Linked DNA regions of Homo sapiens: region 1 is linked to region 2. Evidence: chromatin loops called from intact Hi-C (ENCODE). Cell type or tissue: PC-3. All regions are shown on one strand. Links, peaks and the distances in the headings refer to the core of each region. The heading gives the core; the rest is flanking DNA.

Region 1 (8,996 bases), core at 3,845-8,844, 160 kb before region 2:
TGCAATGGCTTCATACTGGGCATTTTCATTTGAGACCCAAGGCTTTTCTTCATGGGTCCTGAGCCACAGGTTCCTGGATGGTGAGGTAAGTGGCATTTGCCCGCACTGTCTAGGGTGGTTTGTAGTGCTTTGATAAACCCTGTGCTGATGAGTCAGATCCACCCTGTTAGGCCCTAAAATTTGTCCTCTATTGGTCCCTCTTTACCCAAATGCTCTTCAGGGATCCTAGCCCAGACATAGATGTTAGTCCAGCCTCACAATGTTAATTTAGACCTCTATAAAACCAAAACAGATCCTGAGGATTGACCAAACCAGAATTTGTTGTCTCTTTCTCAAAGACAATCACTACTACAAAAAGTGTAGCTCTCTGAAAACCCACCATACCTAGAAAGTGTATTTTCTCCCCTCCCCTTTTCTTTCTACTTTTATAGGTAAGCTAGCACTGATGGAAGATACCAGGTTTTCAAATGTGAACTGAAGTCTCTCTTCTCATGACAAGATTCAGATCCAATTCATTATTTAACTAATAGCCTCTCCAATAAGTACAAAAAATCTTGCCTATCCAGCAGATATGTTAGTCCATTATTCCTCTATGTCCCCCAGCCTATACTTATTAGACTAGGAATTAAAGAAATACAATCCCCATTCTTTACTCTTGGCCTACCAGATATAGTGATCCAAGCTTAGTAGATCAGCAGCTAATTGCAAGGCTGCTTTAATAGTGAATGAATAAAAAGTTCTGCTAATTCAGACCTACCCAACACCCATGAATTTGTGATTGAGCTATCTCTCTGCCTGCTGAATTCAGGTAGATAAACAACTGTCCTTCAACCACAAGGTTAAGGCTAAACTTATGCAGGTATCTCTAAACATGCTGCAGATTGTTCTTTTCTCTCTGTGGCCATGCTTCCCAACCCCTGACACCTTTCTATTTAGCCTCTGCTAAGCTCAAGTGTGCTGGAATCCTGATCCCTGCCCCAGCCTCAGCCCCCTATCATGTGCTTGCTTTAGCTCCCCTGTCTTTGCTGAGATCCTCACCATGAAACCAACTCTAGGTATTCCTGAGTGACTCTCTAGGTTCTCATTCTCTCCAATGTGCCTTTTATCAGCAAGGCATGGGAAAACCTATCATCTGGTTCTCCAAGGTGTCCAGCAGTTAGAATGGCTGAGAGGAGGGCATTTGAGTTTGCCCATCGATAATGGGGTTGTGCGAAAAGCAGATATTGTCTCAACTGTTCTGAAGTTGAACAATGTTACTTTCAGGTGAATAGACTGTTGAGACTATTTTGAGTTGTTGATGGCAACCAAAAAAAAAGGGGGAAGGGGTGGAATTACAGTCACTTTCCTCCAGCATCCAGTGGTCCTTAAAACTTTCACCCTCAAATCTCCAAATATGCTGGCTTCTAAGAAGTGCTTTCCAAGACCGAATATACTTCTTGATCAGGGTAAGTGATGAAAATGTGTATTTAACAAGGGGAGGGGATCTTGAAATAGCCTGAATTATGCATGCTGTGGCCTATCTACCCCCACCGTGCTAATGGCTCAGCCTATAAAGTTTTCAGAATCAGAAAAATAATCAGAGATGCTAGTTTCTGAAGGAGCGACGGAGGACTAGGATGACTAGCTAACTCAAGGTGCATGTAGACTTTCTGCTGTTCTTACTTTAGGAAAGGTTTCTTGGAAGACTGGACCAGGGAGTTCCTAATTCTTCCCTGGACCATCTCAGGGGCATCCTCGGTGTGAGTGGAAGCATGCTTGGATGCAGCAGCCTGAATGAATGTCAAGTTCACTGCATCTCCACCACAAACTGGTTGGTTTCAGGCAAATCCCTTGAGTTTTGGATGAGGCTAAACCAGCTAGGGCTTTCCTTGAAATAGGATGGAGGGGTCTCTTCTCACAGGCAGAGAGCCTTATTCAGGGGGCATCTATTCGCTAACAGGCTTCTTAGGAGGAATAGATCAGTCTCGTTATTCAGAAAATGTCTGAGAAAGTCCCAGACACCTCCAACTCCACATGTTGGGGGATAGACCTGGAATATTAAAGATCAGAGGTTGGAATCGAGGCAACATGATGGAGTGATGTGGCATGAGTATTGGAGCCATACAGATATGAATTTGATCTGATCCTTAGTTTTGTAACTTCAAGTTCTAAGACTTTTAGACAAGCTGTTTAAACGTTATGGTCTCCATTTCCCTAGCTTTCAAATGGGAAAAATAATAACTGTTTTGGGAGTGATTTCTATGCTCAACAAGCCTAAGGGGTAGGTACCATTATCATAATGACACCTAGAGAATTGCCTTAAGGATTAAATAAAGCTTCTTATGTAAAAGTGTCCGGCACAGTGTCTGGCATATAGTTGAAGCTGAAAAACTATTGGTTTCTTCTCTCTCCCTCTTTTCCTTAGGCCAAAATAGTTCTGCTCCCTGATGAAGACACCTTTAGGAAAAGAGGAATCCTTTTCCTAGACTTCCTCCCTGAGGGACTTCCCTTGGTTGATATCATGGGAGCTGGACTGTTTTTCCTTCTCCAAATCCAGTACATTACCTACTGGCATTTTTCGTGGTGCTTGGGGAGGAGACAGTCGACGCAGGCAGGAGTTTCTGGGCTTCGCTCACCCTGAAAGAGAGGAGACTCAGTTCTTTTCAAGGGCTTCGTGATAAGCAGCCTACTCCCACAAGCCCTCTGGGGGAGCATTGGGGGAACGAGTCCTCCTCATGCTTGGGATGCTCTGGAATGAGCTGGCAATGCAGAAGGCGGTTTTCACCTTGGACAGGTTCCACATCAGTCTATTCATTTGCAGGGTCTTTAGCTTGACTGCTCAGACAGGAATTGGGCACCACAGCCCTTAGTACAGGATGATGAGACAGCTCGGGAAGCCAATTTCACCAGCTCCAGCCCAGACATCCTCCAAAGGACCTGACTGAGGAGTAGGGGAAATGGAGATGCTAGCTATGGAGGTCTAACTTTCTGCAGATGTTTCTGCGGAGCTTCCAAGCCCCTCTCTGTCTTGATTACTGGAGCAAGACAGAAACAAGGCAGAGAGGCGCCCTCTTCTGGGAGGGAGGAGCAAAGACATTGAATCCACCAGGAAGCCGGCGTTACACCAGCATAATTTTGGCTGCTGCCCTTAAAGTTCTGATGTGCATTTCTTCCATTTCCAACGCTACCTTACTTGTTAGGACTAGATTCTGGGTTTGCTTAAAAGTTGTTAAGTGATTTTAAATGAATCTGTCTTGATCTCAACATCAGACACAATAACACTCAGCCACTATATACAGCATAGAAAGCAGTTACATTCTAAAGTGCCCTGCTCTGTATAGTTTCAATAGTCCAAACAGAAACCATGTGGCTTCTGTGAATGTGCCCACACACATGAATTTATGCTTACACATACCTAATTTCATATCTAAAAACATACCTACTCTGTGCCTTTAAAAACATGTTTAGCCTGACATTTTCATTAATCCAAGGAGACTTTATTGAAACACTGCCGGCGTCTCCTGTCCATCTGGCCACATTTGATGACCCCATGTGATAAGTCATCTTCAGTGCAAGAACCAGGGCCGCCTCCCTCTCATTGATATTTCTCCTGACTGCACACCTCCCAACTGCAGCAACATTCTCACATGCATGCATGTATGCAATCGTGAGCTAAAAATAAACAGCTGCTGATGGGCTGCCAGAGGGTGTCCTCCATACACAGCAGACGTCCTCTGTCTCCCTTTAGTAGGCACAGCTAAAGCCACAGACAGGAATTGAGGGTAGTGGATGGGCTAAGCTTAACCCCAAATCTCTCAGGCAAGTTACAAAGAGTAGGAGATCCTGAAAAGGGAGATGACACAGCTGAGGCCCATGATCATTCTCTCCCAGGCCTTGTGCCCCAAATCCAAGTGATAACCTCTGGAAAAGTGTTTACTGGCATCAAAGGAAACCATTGCAGGGAAGGTCGATAATTAGGGTTAAGAAAGAAGATCAGCCATTCCTCCAGCCATGATTGTAAATAGCTCTCTGCTTTCTGGTTTTCCCCCTCTCAGGGCAGAAGTTATCCAAGTGGATCTAGGATATGTGTGCATTTAAGGAGGGTGATTTGTGTGCATGTGGTTTTGTTCAGATCTTCCAATCTGCAAGAATTCTCCCCACCTCCATCACTCATCAATCAAGAAACCCTTTGTCATGCTGAGGTGTGGCATTTCTTCTGCTGAAAACCTCAGATTCAGACACACCCCACACACCCTGAGACACACACATCCACACACACATGCACACCCTTCCTCACCCTTAGGAAGCAAGCTCCATTCAGATTGGTTTAAAAATAGCACTAATCCATTGAGCTCATTTTTCAGGGACATTATTTTAAGCAGAAAAAAGATATCCTGGTCTTTGAGAGGGAGAAAGGGTAAACGTCACCTCGCCTTAAAAAGTCCTGATAATGTCGCTGGAGACTAAGCATTTGCAGTCTTTGTTGAATTTTCTCCTCCTCCTACCATTCAACAAAAGTTATTTATTCCAGAATACCCTGCTATCTGGGTATTTATAGAGGTGAGTTTCCTCTTCGGGTGGAGAGCAGAGGGGAAAGCCGCAGTAGCAAGCCGGACACTCCCCTCTGGGCGCTCCCCACCGCCAGAACTGACGCCTTCGAGGGCGGTGGATTTGTGAATCAGCTCCCCTTTCCCCCACACAGGGGAGCCCCTAAATGGCTGCTGGCCATTTGCAAAGGGTTGTGTGCATGTGTGTATTTAATTGCAGGCTTATTTGTTTCTGCTCTGGGAGTCTGTCCGTCTCTCTGTAACTCGGATCATTGCTCTCTGGGAAGCTGTATAACTGGCTGATTCCGTGGGAGACCAGGCAGGATGCGTGGGCGCAGGAAACAGAAGAGGGAAAAGGAGGGAGAAAAAGAGAGCAGGAGGGAGAGAGCGGGAGCCTTAGAATCTGTTATTTGCGTCACTCGAGGAGCCGGGGCTATCTGCCCGACAAACACACAGAATTAATCCGAGTTACAGCCATAGCTGTCTATGCTACAGTGACCAGATGAGAAAGGGCGGGGAAAGGACGCGCGCGGGAGCGTGTGCACGGCCGAGTTTGCATTGGGCGTCTTGGGAGAGTTTGGGGAGGGGGCTGTCCTGCTGGGCACGCCCCTCGGGGCCCCGCTTGCCCGGTGCAGACTAGGCTGCAGCCTGCTCTGCAGCTGCCCAGCCCAAGCCTGGGGTGGCGCCCGCCTCGGCCGCCTCGCCTGCTCAGTGGCTGCGTGGAACACAAAGCGCTGTCTCCGAGCAGAAGCGTCTTCTCAGCTGAACCAGACCCACCAAAGAGGAGAATCTGCACGTGACGTCAGTAGCTGATGACTGACGCAGGCTGGCAAAGGAGACTCAAGGCGGCTGCTCCGCGCTGCCTTCATGAGTCTATTTTCTCCAGCCCCCTCGTAGTGAATTACTAGAACGCAAAACACACACACAGACACACATATGCAGCTTTCAAAATATACATTTCCAAAGGCGGTGTGTTGCAAACACAACGCGATTTTGCAGAGCGTGGGTGGGAAACGTGGGAAGGGTATGGATGATTTTTTTTTTCCTCATCTGGGAATCTCCATCGTGGATAGCAATCGCTTCTAGAGCTCTCCTGGGAAGCTCCTCTGGGGAAGGGGCTATGCCCCCCCACCCCCTACTTTCCTCAGCATGTAGGGAATCTGATCAATGGAGACATGCAGCTCTAAGAATACAACCACTCCAACGCCTTCTGCTCGGGGAGACTGCGAGGAGCTTGCAACAGGCAGAGACAGATGGGAGTTAACGGGAGGGAGGGAGAATATAAGAAATATTTGGGTATTTTTCTGATTTGAAAAACATTTTCTGCAGTTATGCAAGTGAGTCTGGTGGTGCAGGAAAAAAAAGTGAGGAGGGGGCGTTTAATGCACATTTAATGTTTTGGAAGTAAGGTTCCAGCGAAATGCCTTTGTGTGTGGAGGTTTTTTCAGTACTTGCTAAAAATAGCATCAGGGTTTGATCGTGTTCCAGAAATAAACCGAGGGCTGTACTGGGATAAAAAGCCAGCGCGGGTGGAAGAAAACCTGGACATCACCGCATTCCTCCCCCCACAACTATGTCTGGAAATTAATTGTTGGATTTTTCCTCTCCTCTCTCCTCTTTCCATCCACTTTCTCTTTCCTCCCCCTATGTTTCTCTTTCTCTCTCTTAAGGAGTTCCCGTTTGGGTAAGTAATATTATGTCATGTGCATGCCGCAGACTGTGAGTATGAGCTGACGCTTACTTTGTGCATGCTCCGGGGTTCTTTTTTGGCTGCCTTTTTTGCCCCTTCTAAAGAGGATAGTGGGACTGACTAGGGGGTAAGGGGTGTAGCTGTGTGCGTGTGTATGTGTATAATGAATTTGGGGCTGCATGCAAAGAAACCGAGAGAGGGAATTCTTGCAGAGCCGGGAATCACCCTGACGAATCTCTGAATCAATAGCTGCTGCAACTCTCTCTCGCGTTATGGGTCGGCGCTGTTGAGCTCGGTTTTCTCGATGGCCCCCTCCCCTCCCCATTTTCTCTGTCTTAAAGGATGGCCAGACACGATTTAATGGGCCATATCTCTGAGAGATTAATGGAGACTGTGCAATATAGATCAAAATTGCATGGATGGGGTTGGGTAAAGAGAGGGAAAAATCTCTACTCCTTTGACAAACCTCCCTTTTGGTTCCGGTCCGGGAACTAAGGACGGCGACCCTGGTTCGGGCTGGCCCAAGACTCGGTTGCTGTCCACGGAAGATAGGTGCTGAAAATGCCTTGGTCCTCAGTGAGTTCAGTTCCGTGCGCCAGGGGGCGGGGTTGGCGCCAGCTGCGGTTAGCCCCGCCCTGGATGCAGGAGAGGGATACGGGGACGAGAGGGTTAAGGATGTTCAAAGGGATAGTCGTGACTTCGGTGAGAGCTTTGGGGGGAAGGAGGGGTGAGTGGGAAGGAAAGGAAAAAAGATTTAAAGGAGGGGGAGCGAAGTGTTAGATTCGAGGATGAGCCAAGGCCCGGCGTTTCAGGAATGGAAGGCCAGTGGCTCACCGGCTTTCCCTGCAGAGGCCAGGCACTATCCGGGTCTCCATTCCCAGGATCCCGCACCTTCCCGCCAGTGGGTTTGAAAGATTTCTCCTCGGTGATGGTGACTCAAAATAAGAGCCTATAGGTTGTTTTATTCGGACCCTCGTCCCCTCCCACTTCATGCCCCCCATACCCCCGTATTCTGTAATTCCCGGGAGGTGTGTAAAGTAGTGTGGTGTGGCATTTTTCTTATTATTCCCCCCTTTTCGCATGCTAGTCATAGAAGCCCCAAGTGAGTTGGTGGAATTAGTGAATTAGAAGCCAAAGCACAGGAGTTGCTGGTGCGATGCGCAGAGAATCCAAGCTAGGGAACATCGCGGGGCGCCTTAAAGCCAAAAGCTAAAGGAGTCTAAATCAGCCTGAAGGGAAATTGGGGAGGAGGTGTTCTCTAAGTTGCCAAATGTTATTGGGAATACCATCAGCTCTCTGGGGTTGTGGGCTGGACCCAGACTGAGATTCAGTGCAGTCAGCTCCAGACACTTTGGCCGAATCTGTGGCCAGACAGGTGAGGAGGGAGGAAGATTATCAGAGGCAGAGGGGGAATGAGTATCACGCGCACACAAAGACATTCATGCTGATTAACTCCAGGAGAGGGAGAATAAAAGTACATCCTCAAGCTGGCCCGTGAGGATGGGCTGTAGACTGTGGGAGAAATGAAGCACTCTTGCAGGTCTGCAGTAAGATTTGTGTACGTGCAGGAATATTTTATATGTTTATTAAAAAATATAAACTCGGGACGGTGAGGTAAGTATTAGTGGGGCTAGCCTTCAGGACAGAGAAGAGACCAGGTCTCTCTGCTTCATTCACCCCTTCCCTTCTGTCAACAGCCTCTGGCTTTAGTGACCTGACCCCGATACAGGGTAACAGGGGTGCAGCCCGGGCCGGGGGATGAGAGGGTGGGTGAGTTATGTTTAGCTCAGAAGCCGTCCCTCTCTCGGAAGGTTCCCTGACTGAGACTGAATATTCAACTCATAATAGTAACAAGGGCTTTTACCGATGTGCAGAATAACACAAATAACGCTGCAACCCACACTTTGTCTTGACAATTCAGTTCAAACCAAAGCTGCTCACAGCCTCTCGGCCCACCCCGCGGCCTCCTCGTCATTCACTGGGACCTACTGGTTCCCTTTCCCAAGCCTCGCCCCTCTCAGCCCTGCAAGTTGCGTGGTTGTGTTTACAAATTCTGCCACAATTGCAAAGGAAATAGGGGTGGGGGGAGCGGTCGGGGCGGGAGTGGTGGTAGCGCCAATAAAGCACTTGCAACACGTGGAGCGGTGGTTGGGGGGAGGTGTCCAAGAGTCAAGAAGGGGGCGGAGGGACACCCCATGGCCTCATTTCCACCTCCCCATTCTTCCCCACCCCTTCTCATTGCTTGGCACAATGCACAAGTTTACCCCCCGAACTGGATCCTATTAAATAATTCAATGGTAGCGGTGTAATTTTGGTTGGAACCAGCACGGATTCCCAAGTCGTGACTGCAAAAAGTGAGTAATGCGCGCTGGCTGCGTCATGGCTCTAGTCACAGTTCATTCCGAACTGAGAAGGAATCGTGACTTCGCCTGGAGACGTCCCCTACATGGGAGATGGGGGGCGGGGGGGCACCAAATCAGTGGGGACGGGGGTGGGGGGGAAGACCTATCCAATGAAAACCGCTGCCAGGGGGGCATTTGAACTCCGTCGCTTGCTGTCTCGCTGTCCCCTCTCTGCCCCGCGCACCTCGCTCCCCCTCCCGGCCGGCGCTCGCAGTGGCGCGCCTGCTCGCTCTCCCGCTAAGCGACGAGTCTTCAACAAGTTGGAGGAAGGCAGGAACGCAGGGGTTAAGCTCGGAAAGCCGCAATTACCAAGATCGTGACCCTCCCACACAGTACAGTAACTTATATACTTACCTGGAAGAACCCGCTTTGCCGCCG
Region 2 (9,319 bases), core at 1-5,000:
TTACTTCCCAAATTCAAGGAATGATACACCAAGAAAAATAGCAATTTCTGTCCCTTTCCTGATCTAGCCCTTGGTAAAAAGCTAATCTTTAGTAACTTTTAAAAAAAGGGGTTTAGGGGGAATTCATGTGGAGGTCAGAGTGGAAGAAGGTGTGAGAGGGCCCAGCAGAAGAAAACTTGGCTGCCAAAGTGTTTGAGTCCATTGGCAAGTTTGGCCTGGTCTTAGCCGTTGCAGGAGGTGTGGTAAACTCTGCCTTATATAATGTGGATGCTGGGCACAGAGCTGCGATCTTTGACCAATTCCATGGAGTACAGGACATTGTAGTAGGGGAAGGGACTCACTTTCTCATCCCATGGGTACAGAAACCAATTATCTTTGCTGTTCTCGACCACGTAATGCTCCAGTCATCACTGGTAGCAAAGATTTATAGATTGTCAATATCACACGGCGGATCCTCTTCCGGCCTATCGCTAGCCAACTTCCTCATATCTTCACCAGCATCGGAGAGGACTATGATGAGCGTGTGCTGCCGTCCATCACTACCAAATCAAGTCAGTGGTGGCACGCTTTGATGCTGGAGAACTAATCACCCAGAGAGAGCTGGTCTCCAGGCAGGTGAGCGACGACCTTACGGAGCGAGCAGCCACCTTTGGGTTCATCCTGGACTACGTGTCCTTGACACATCTGACTTTCAGGAAGGAGTTCACAGAAGCCGTGGAAGCCAAAAAGGTGGCTCAGCAGGAAGCAGAGAGGGCCAGATCTGTGGTGGAAAAGGCTGAGCAGAGGAAAAAGGCGGCCATCATCTCTGCTGAGGGTGACTCTAAGGCAGCCGAGCTGATCACCAACTCACTGGCCACCGCAGGGGACAGCCTGATCGAGCTGTGTAAGCTGGAAGTCGTGGAGGACATTGCATACCAGCTCTCGCTCTCGGAATATCACCTACCTGCCAGCAGGGCAGTCCGTGCCCCTCCAGCTGCCCCAGTGAGGGCCCACCCTGCCTGCATCTTCACGGGCCAACTGGCCACAGCCCCGATGATTCTTAACACCGCCTTCCTTCTGCCCCCACCCCAGAAATCACTGTGAAATTTCATGATTGGCTTAAAAAGTGAAGGAAATAAAGGTAAAATCACTTCAGAAACCCCATCCCCCCAAAAAATGGGGGGGCAGGGTTAAAAGAAATTCAAGTAAAATTCTCATTACATAAAATTAACCATTAACGAATTCACAGTGTACGATTCAGGGGGCTTTAGTACATTCACACTGCTGTGCAACTTTCACCTCTATCTAGTTTCAAGGTATTTCTACCACCCCAAAAGGAAACACCATACCCACTAAGCAGTCCCTCTCTATCCTCCCATCCACAGTCCCTGGCAACCACTAATCTGCTTTCTTCCTCTATGGACTTACCTATTTATTCTGGATGTTTCGTGTAAATAGAATACATTTTGTGTCTGGCTTCTTTCATTAAGCATGATGTTCATATATAAGGTTCATCCACATTGTAGCATGTATCAGTACTTAATCCCTTTTTGTGGCTGAATAATATTCCATTGTATGTATATACTACACTTTGTTTATTCAGCCATCATTTGTTGGACATTTGAGTTGTTTCTACCTTTTGGCTATTGGCAGTGGTGCTGTTAGGAACATTCATATACAAGTTTCTGTTTGAATACAGGTTTTCAGTTTTGGGGGCTATATACCTAGGAGTGGAATTGCCAGGTCATATGGTATTTCTGTTGATCTTTTTGAGGAACTCCCAACCTGTTTCCTTCAGTGGCTGCACCATTTTATAGTTCTACTAGCAATGTACAAGGGCTTTAATTTCCCCACATCCTCACCAACACTTAATTTACATTTTAAAAAATTACGGTCAACCTAGTGTGTCACTGTAGTTTTGATTTTCATTTCTCTAATAATGTTGAGCTTTTTTCTTATGCCTGTTGGCCATTTGTATATCCTCTTTGGATAAATGTCTATTCAAGTCCTTTGCCCAATTTTAAAATTGGATCATCATTTTGTTACTGAGTTGTACAAATTCTTTATATATTCTAGATAATAAACCTTTATTATATAGATGATTTGCAAATGTTTTCTCTCATTCTATGTGTGGGTTGTTGTATTAGTATGTTTTCACACTGCTGTAAAGAACTACCTGAGACTCTGTCATTTATAAAGAAAAGAGGTTTAATTGACTCACAGTTCTGCATGGCTGGGGAGGCCTCAGGAAACTTACAATCATGGTGGAAGATGAAGGGGAAGCAAGGCATGTCTTACCTGGTGGCAGGAGAGAGAGATCGAGGGGGAACTGCCACACGCTTTTAAACCATCAGACCTCCTGATAACCCACTCACTGTCACGAGAACAGCATGAGAATTCCTATTTTCATGAGGCCCCTTCCGTGTTACTCCCACATTTTGGGTATTCCCAAAGGAAGCCACAAAGTAGTTTGAATCAGATCACACTGAGGCATAAAGATTGATAGCCTTTTAATTCTTATACATGGGTTTGCATTTTTAAAGAGGATGTGGCATTAACCAAAATGAATCATTATTTGGAAGGGTTTTTAGTTAACCAAATAAAGTGAAAAAATCAGGCAGAAGGCATTTTTGGGTTATGGTGCCACCAGAAGGAATCGCAGGGCCTTGCCTGGAAGTCGGCCCAGGGGAGTAACTGCCTTTAAGCAAATCTGCTTTTCACAGTTTTTTTTTTGTTTTCGTTTTTCTGTTCTGGACCTATAGATGCTTTGAATTTTTGTTATTGTTGTTGTTTGGGTTTGCCAGTTTTTTAAGTGACAAGTAGAACAGTCTGCAGTGTCTGGTTGGGTCAAAAGAAGGGGAGTAAAGAGTCGAAGAGAGGGCTGCTCAGTGGGGAACCTGAAAGGACTGAGTGGGAAAAAGGGGACTCTGTATTGGGACAGGACATTTGTAAACTGGGCATTTTCTTTCTATAATAATCTACTGTTCTTGAAGAAAGATGTGTGCTTCCTCATACCATGGGATTGTGGAAAATGCCCACAATATCTGGGTGTATGCATAAACTAATATTTTTCTGTAAAATTATTTTTATAATATGATTAGGAGAACAAGTTAGAGTGGTCTTATATTGCATCACTTTCACTGTTTGTCTTTAATAAAAATGGAGGAAGTTGCTGCTGTTTTATTAACTTGCACCCTGCATGCTTCTCTTCTTTGTTCTTTGTTAAATATGAGCTGGCGTGTGTTAAGACTACGTTAGCATTTGCTCTCAGGGACTTCTGTGGTTTCTAAATTCAGCACTGCTAAGCCCCTACACTGTTTGCCTGAATCAGTTGAGACTGCTATTTTTAGCAACAAAAGGGAATTGAAATAGCAATTTTCTTTCCATGTAATAGATTCCCAAGAGGAATACTGATGCAAGCTCTCTATCATTTTCTATTCCTACCACCCTCCTCCCAAAGCCCTCAGAGGAAAGGCAGCTGTCATGGTTTGCGGCAGTATTAATCTTTAATCAATCGAGTGTTTTCTGCATTCAGGTGTTCGGGGGGAAAAAAGAGTCACAAGAAGGAACCTGTTTGGAATAACTAAGCTCTTAGGCATGGACTTTACAGTCAGAATTTTGTGGGTAGTGGCAGGGAATAGACAGAAGAGCTAAAAATAGTGAGTTTGCTTCCAGTGTTGCTCTAGTCTATTTTTGATGTTTGATTTTGATAAGGTTGATTGGGTTCTTACTAAAAATATCTGTTCCTAGCAAGTTGAGGACAAAAAGAGTAGAATATTTTTAACCTACACAAACTAAAGTATTTTTGTTGACTGTATAAAATCTGGAAGTGGAGCCCTGGTCAGTTGCCAGTATTTTATATAATCTGTAGCAAGCTAGACACTTCTGGATGCCAAGTTGGGCTATTCTTTATAGTTGTCAGTTTCCATCTTCTCAAAGGCTTGTAAATTTGGGTTCTAGTGTTATATTTGTGTATGAAGACATAAGCCTTTTTAAAAAATCTTCCTTTTTCCACTTTCCTTCTTTTCTTCCTCTACCTTATAGTGCCACCCATGACCATCATCTGTACTGTCCCAACCCACAGGGTTCTGGGTGATACCATATAGCTTTTTTCTGTGTATTGTTAAAAGCTACCCTAACTTATCCACGTATTTCATAGCAAAGTGGAATCTGAGGACACCAGTGTTAAATGAAGAAGCAAATCTTAGAGACAAGAATAGTGAACTGTCCGGCCAGGCGCAGTGGCTCACGCCTGTAATCCCAGCACTTTGGGAGGCCGAGGCAGGTGGATCACGAGGTCAGGAGATCGAGACCATCCTGGCTAACACGGTGAAACCTCATCTCTACTAAAAATACAAAAAATTAGCCAGGCATGGTGGCGGGCGCCTGTAGTCCCAGCTACTCGGGAGGCTGAGGCAGGAGAATGATGTGAACCCGGCAGGCGGAGCTTGCAGTGAGCGGAGATTGCCTGGGCGACAGAGCCAGACTCTGTCCCAAAAAAAAAAAAAAAAAAAATAGTGAACTCTCACTACTTTGGTAATTTAGCATGTTTGGTAAAGCATGTTTTGGTAAAACATGTTTTAGCATGTTTCACTGGCACATTATGAGTGAAGTAGTTCTCTCTAGCACTGAAAATCATCACTTGTCTCTTTTTTTTCTTTGACTTTTAAGTTCAGGGGTCCATGTGCAGGATGTGCAGGTTTGTTACAGAGGTAAACATGTGCTATGGTGGTTTGCTGCACAGGTCATCTCATCACCTAGGTATTAAGCCCAGAGTCCATTAGCTATTCTTCCTGATACTTTCCCTCCCCCAACCCCCACCCCCTCCAACAGGTCCCAGTGTGTGTTGTTCCCCGGAAATCATCACCTTTCAAGGACAGCCTCAGAATTCTTTGAAAGTGCAAATCTACAGGTTTATCATAAAGTTAAACTTCTCTCTGTTAAAGTTCTTGAAAATCTCACTTTTAGATGATTCTTGACGTTGAGAGGAGGCTGAAGAGTGTAGGGGTTGTGTAATTATTTCTAAATAAGGTGTGGAAAAAGCAGTGGGTAGGGTCATAAAAGGTTAGTTTTCCTTTTATAATCTCCATTCATTCACTCATCCATTCATACAGTAAAACCTCATTAATCACCTGCTTTTTGCCAGGTTCTGTGCTAGCAGTTAGACTGTGATGATCCAGACAGACCCTGCTCTTACAGAATCCTGTGTGATGAATGTCATGATGATATTGTCCAAAGGACGACCAGCATGGCTAGATAGTAGGAAAGAGAGTTTTATTGGCAATATCAGTTTGCAAAACAGAGAGTCTCCAGCATGAACCGAAAGCACTCTCCAAAACAAAAAGAAAAAAACTAGAGGTTTTATAAAAAGAAGAAATGTTACCTATTGCTCTTTGAGAAAGTTCACTGGCTTTGGGTAAGGGTTTGGGGAACTGGCAAGTCCTGATTGGTGAGCAACTGCTGTGGACAAAATTAGTTCCAGAGTTGCAGCAAACATAGATAAAACTGGTGTCAGGTTACAACGAGCAGTTTCAGCAGTCAAGCTTGCAGAGAATTACATTCTTGGAGCAATGTTTTGTACCCTAAGGGCTTTTCCCCCTGGCTTCTTGTCTCTGTTTCAGTCGGGTGTGACAAGAGTGACCCAACTGGCATGATCAGCTTTCACAAAGGGGGAGTTCGGAGTACTATGGGGCAGAGAATTCTGTATGAGGTTCTAAGTTAGTCTACAGGTCAAGGAAGGCTTAATGGGAGATGAGACGGTTTAACTGAAAAACCTCAAGGATGGGAGGGAAACACAGCTAGAAGTGTGTCTTAGTTCATTTGTGCTGCTATAATAAAATACATAAAGAACAGAAATGTATTTTCTCACAGTTTTGCATGCCAGGAAGTCCAAGATCAAGGTGCTGGTAAGTTCAGTTGTCTGGAAAGGGATACTGTGTGTTTCCAGGATGGCACCCTGTTGCTGCATCCTTCGAATGCTGTGTCCTCACAGAGCAGAAGGCAGAAAGTTGGCTGAAGGAACACTTCATGAAGATTCTTTTATAAGGGCCTTAATTCCACTCATGAGGGAGGAGACTTCATGGCCTAATCACCTCTTAATGTCTCCACTTCTTACTACTGTCACATTGGCCATTAAGTTTAACACCTGACTCTTGGAAGGGACACATTAAAACCATAGCAGAGTGTACGTTGGAGGTGTAGAGAACATTTTCGAAGAGAAAGCATGTTACCTTGGAGGAACTGTAAAAATTTCAGCACAACTGGGGCATGCTTGAGTGGAAGGAGGAAAGTGGTAGGAGTAAGGTCAGCTCATGGAAGACCTTGTAAAGAATGAGGGGAGTGAGAAGCCAGTGACAGGTTTTAGGCAGGGAAGTGAAGTTCAGATTTGCACTTTGGAGTGATTGTTTTGGCTACAATGTAGAGATTGAATTGGAGAGGAGTAAGAACGGGACCAGGCGAATGCGTTAGAAGGCTGTTAACAGTAGTTCTTGTGGGAGATGAATGATGGTAGCTCTAGGTGGTAGCAATGGGAAGAAGTGAATGAATTTGTGTTTCAGTTTTTATATAGTTGGCAAAAGGGAAATGTAACTTCTTGGCAGAGAAAAAATGGTGTTTGAGAAAGATAATTTTTAACTGTGTATAGCATGAATTGAGTGAGGAGGGATGAAAGATTCCTCGTACAAGTCCTTGTGTTTGGGATGATAGCGTAGATTGGGGTAGTAGTTGTGAGAATTACCTGGATGATATCAGTGACATACCTTGAGCAAATATTCTTATAATGATGTGAATATTATTTTGTTTTCATAATTTATTTTATTGACCGTTTACGCTTACTTTTCCGGGCCTATCATAGTTGCTTTAATAAGACAAGTTTATTTTTCACCCACTTTAAAGACTAGAACTTTTGTATATGTTTGATTCCTTATGATAAACAGTAAAAGAAGAAATGATTGGGATTTTAAAATGGCGTGGTAATTCAGTGGTGTTATCAGGGACCTTGATTCCTATGATACTGTTCCATTATCTTAGCCCATGGCTTCAACCCTAAGATTACTTCATGGTTCAAGAGACTACTGCAGCTACAGCCATCACTTTAGAATTGACTAGATGAAGGGCAAAAGGGGCCTGTCTCTGCCAAGTCAGCTTCCATTAAGCAGCCTTTTTCAAAGTCCTTCACAACCTTGCTTCATGTTGTTCCCTGAAATTAATCATATGGCCACTGCTAGCTGGTAGGGAGGTTGGAATATAAGTCCTTATTCCAGGCCACAATATGCTGGGTTAAAAATCAGTATTCTCCTGCAAAGGAAGAAGGGAAGAATGGGTATTAAGGAAGGCAACCAGCAGGCTCTGGCCCAGATGTGCATTTAACACATGAAGGATGGCCTCCCCAGGGTAGTTTTTGCACATTGTATCTTATCATTTCAGTGTTGCTGTGAATGCTTCGTTTTTTTCATTTTAAGAAACCACAAAAAACAAGCAGTACTTCTGATTTGGATGACTTGGAAGCTGGTCTTTGTTTTATTTGGTTTTCATTGAAAATTGGTATTATAAGGGTGGGAGTGTTTAGATCAGTGTTTTCCAAAGATCAACCAAGAGATTATCTTAGGTACCACATTGATTAATATTTTTAAATTTTGACATTCATATGTTTTTTACACTAATAGTCTATGTTAATTGAAACTGATGGTCCTTTATAAGAAGCAATTAAACAGTAATCAAGTAATCAAGTTTTCTATTAAATTTTAGTTAAGAAAAAATTTCAGTTTTAAGAAAACTTAAGTGACCTTGAGAAACACTGATTTAAACAAGACTACCCTGATTTTGGAAAATTGGAGTAGATGAGTTTGCTGGCTCAGTTTACACCATTTTTCTATTCATAGTAGCAAAGGACTTTAAAAAAAAATGCAGTACATGCACATGGTTAAAAAATGCAAAGAGTTAAAATAATGATAAAAAGTAATCTCTTTCCCATCTTTCCCTAATCCCCCAGAAGCAACTATCAATAGACTTTTGATTTGAGATGTTATACTTTGGTTTACCTTTCTAAAATTTATGATGAAGAATTGACTCCCCAGACAATATAGTTTAATTTTAAAATAGTGAAAATCACACTATTATTTTATAAAAATAAAAAATTATTGAACTTAACTGAGGGATTTTCTTTTTCTTTTTCTTTTTTTTTTTTTTTTTGAGACGGGGTCTCGCTTTGTCGCCCAGGCTGGAATGCAGTGGCGCGACCTCGGCTCACTGCAACCTCCCCCTCTTGGGTTCACTCCATCCTCCTGCCTCAGCCTCCCAAGCAGCTGGGACTACAGGCGCCTGCCACCACGCCTGGCTAATTTTTTTGTGTTTTTAGTAGAGACAGGGTTTCACCACGTTAGCCAGGATGGTCTTGATCTCCTGACCTCATGATCTGCCTGCCTCGGCCTCCCAAAGTGCTGGGATTACAGGCGTGAGCCACCGCGCCCGGCAACTGAGGGATTTTCTATCCAACTACAGCTGCTATCTCTGCTACTACTGTTGGAAGACATATAGCTTTAAGGCAAAGGAAATATATATATATATATATATATATATATTTTTTTTTTTAAATTGAGACAGGATCTCACTCTGTCACCCAGGTTGGAGTACAGTGCCGCAATCATAACTCACTTCATCCTCAACTTCCTGAGCTCAGAGGATCCTCCTGCCTCAGCTTCCCGAGTAGGTGGGACTATAGGTGTGTGCTACCACATTGGCTAATTTTCTTGAGTTTTTTTTTGTAGGATTGGGGTCTCGCTATGTTGCCCAGGCTGGTCTTGAACTCCTGAGCTCAAGCATTCTTCCCACCTCAGCCTCCCAAAGTATTGGGATGAGCCACTGTGCCCCATGAAAATACCTTTAAAACCAAAAGCAGGACAACCCTTATTCCCACTGTCTTAAATAAACAAATTTGAATTTTTTCCATGTTTGTTGAGTAGGACTTTTTCTTTCATAATTGACTTAAACTTGGGTATGTTTGTATGTTATTGCAAATATAATACATTACCCATCATGTAACTTGTAGATCTAAAGGCTTTGTCATTTCCTTTGCTGGGGAAATGATACTTGGTCTCCCATTGCCTGACCACTGTGTATAACACTAATTATTGTAGAACTACAGTGGTGCTATAGAGATGGCTAAGAGAGGCCCAGGATTTCCAGTTTTTTTGTGTGTGTGTTTTTTTTTTGTGCCCATAAATAATTTTTACACTTCTCTGTTTTCTCAGAAAAAATATTTACTTGTGAGGTAATATTTGACTTACATGTAACTGGGCAGTGTTGGATTTGGTTTTGAGAAGTATGAGAAAATGGAAAAATG

The links. A loop is a pair of places that touch in the nucleus more often than their neighbours do. Peaks named below come from ENCODE experiments on the same cell type or tissue, not always from the same donor. Only the 100,000 strongest peaks of a DNase experiment are listed, where the experiment ranks them.
Region 1: it touches region 2 in a loop (5-fold over the local background); 2 of 110 quality-filtered maps call a loop at or near these places.

What each region holds. Positions count from the first base shown.
Region 1 is chr11:43,570,402-43,579,397 of GRCh38, forward strand. It overlaps LOC124902807 (potassium/sodium hyperpolarization-activated cyclic nucleotide-gated channel 4-like), which reads right to left. Exons shown (of 3, transcript XM_047428006.1): 2 at 8,973-8,996. It also overlaps a transcript of HSD17B12 not described here. Among named protein-coding and RNA genes, the nearest start is that of MIR670HG, 5.6 kb to the left of the region's middle. RefSeq lists an enhancer at 4,954-5,696 and silencers at 6,618-6,912, 8,808-8,857, 8,958-8,996. In PC-3, for the core only: a CTCF peak has its summit at 6,823 (motif pointing right); a DNase peak (open chromatin) is centred at 8,580; H3K4me3 peaks cover 787 bases; H3K27me3 peaks cover 4,299 bases.
Region 2 is chr11:43,733,583-43,742,901 of GRCh38, forward strand. The region is part of intron 1 of HSD17B12 (hydroxysteroid 17-beta dehydrogenase 12); the gene reads left to right. It also overlaps the pseudogene PHB1P2. Among named protein-coding and RNA genes, the nearest start is that of HSD17B12, 58 kb to the left of the region's middle. In PC-3, for the core only: a CTCF peak has its summit at 2,640; a DNase peak (open chromatin) is centred at 2,519; H3K4me3 peaks cover 1,093 bases; H3K27ac peaks cover 3,569 bases.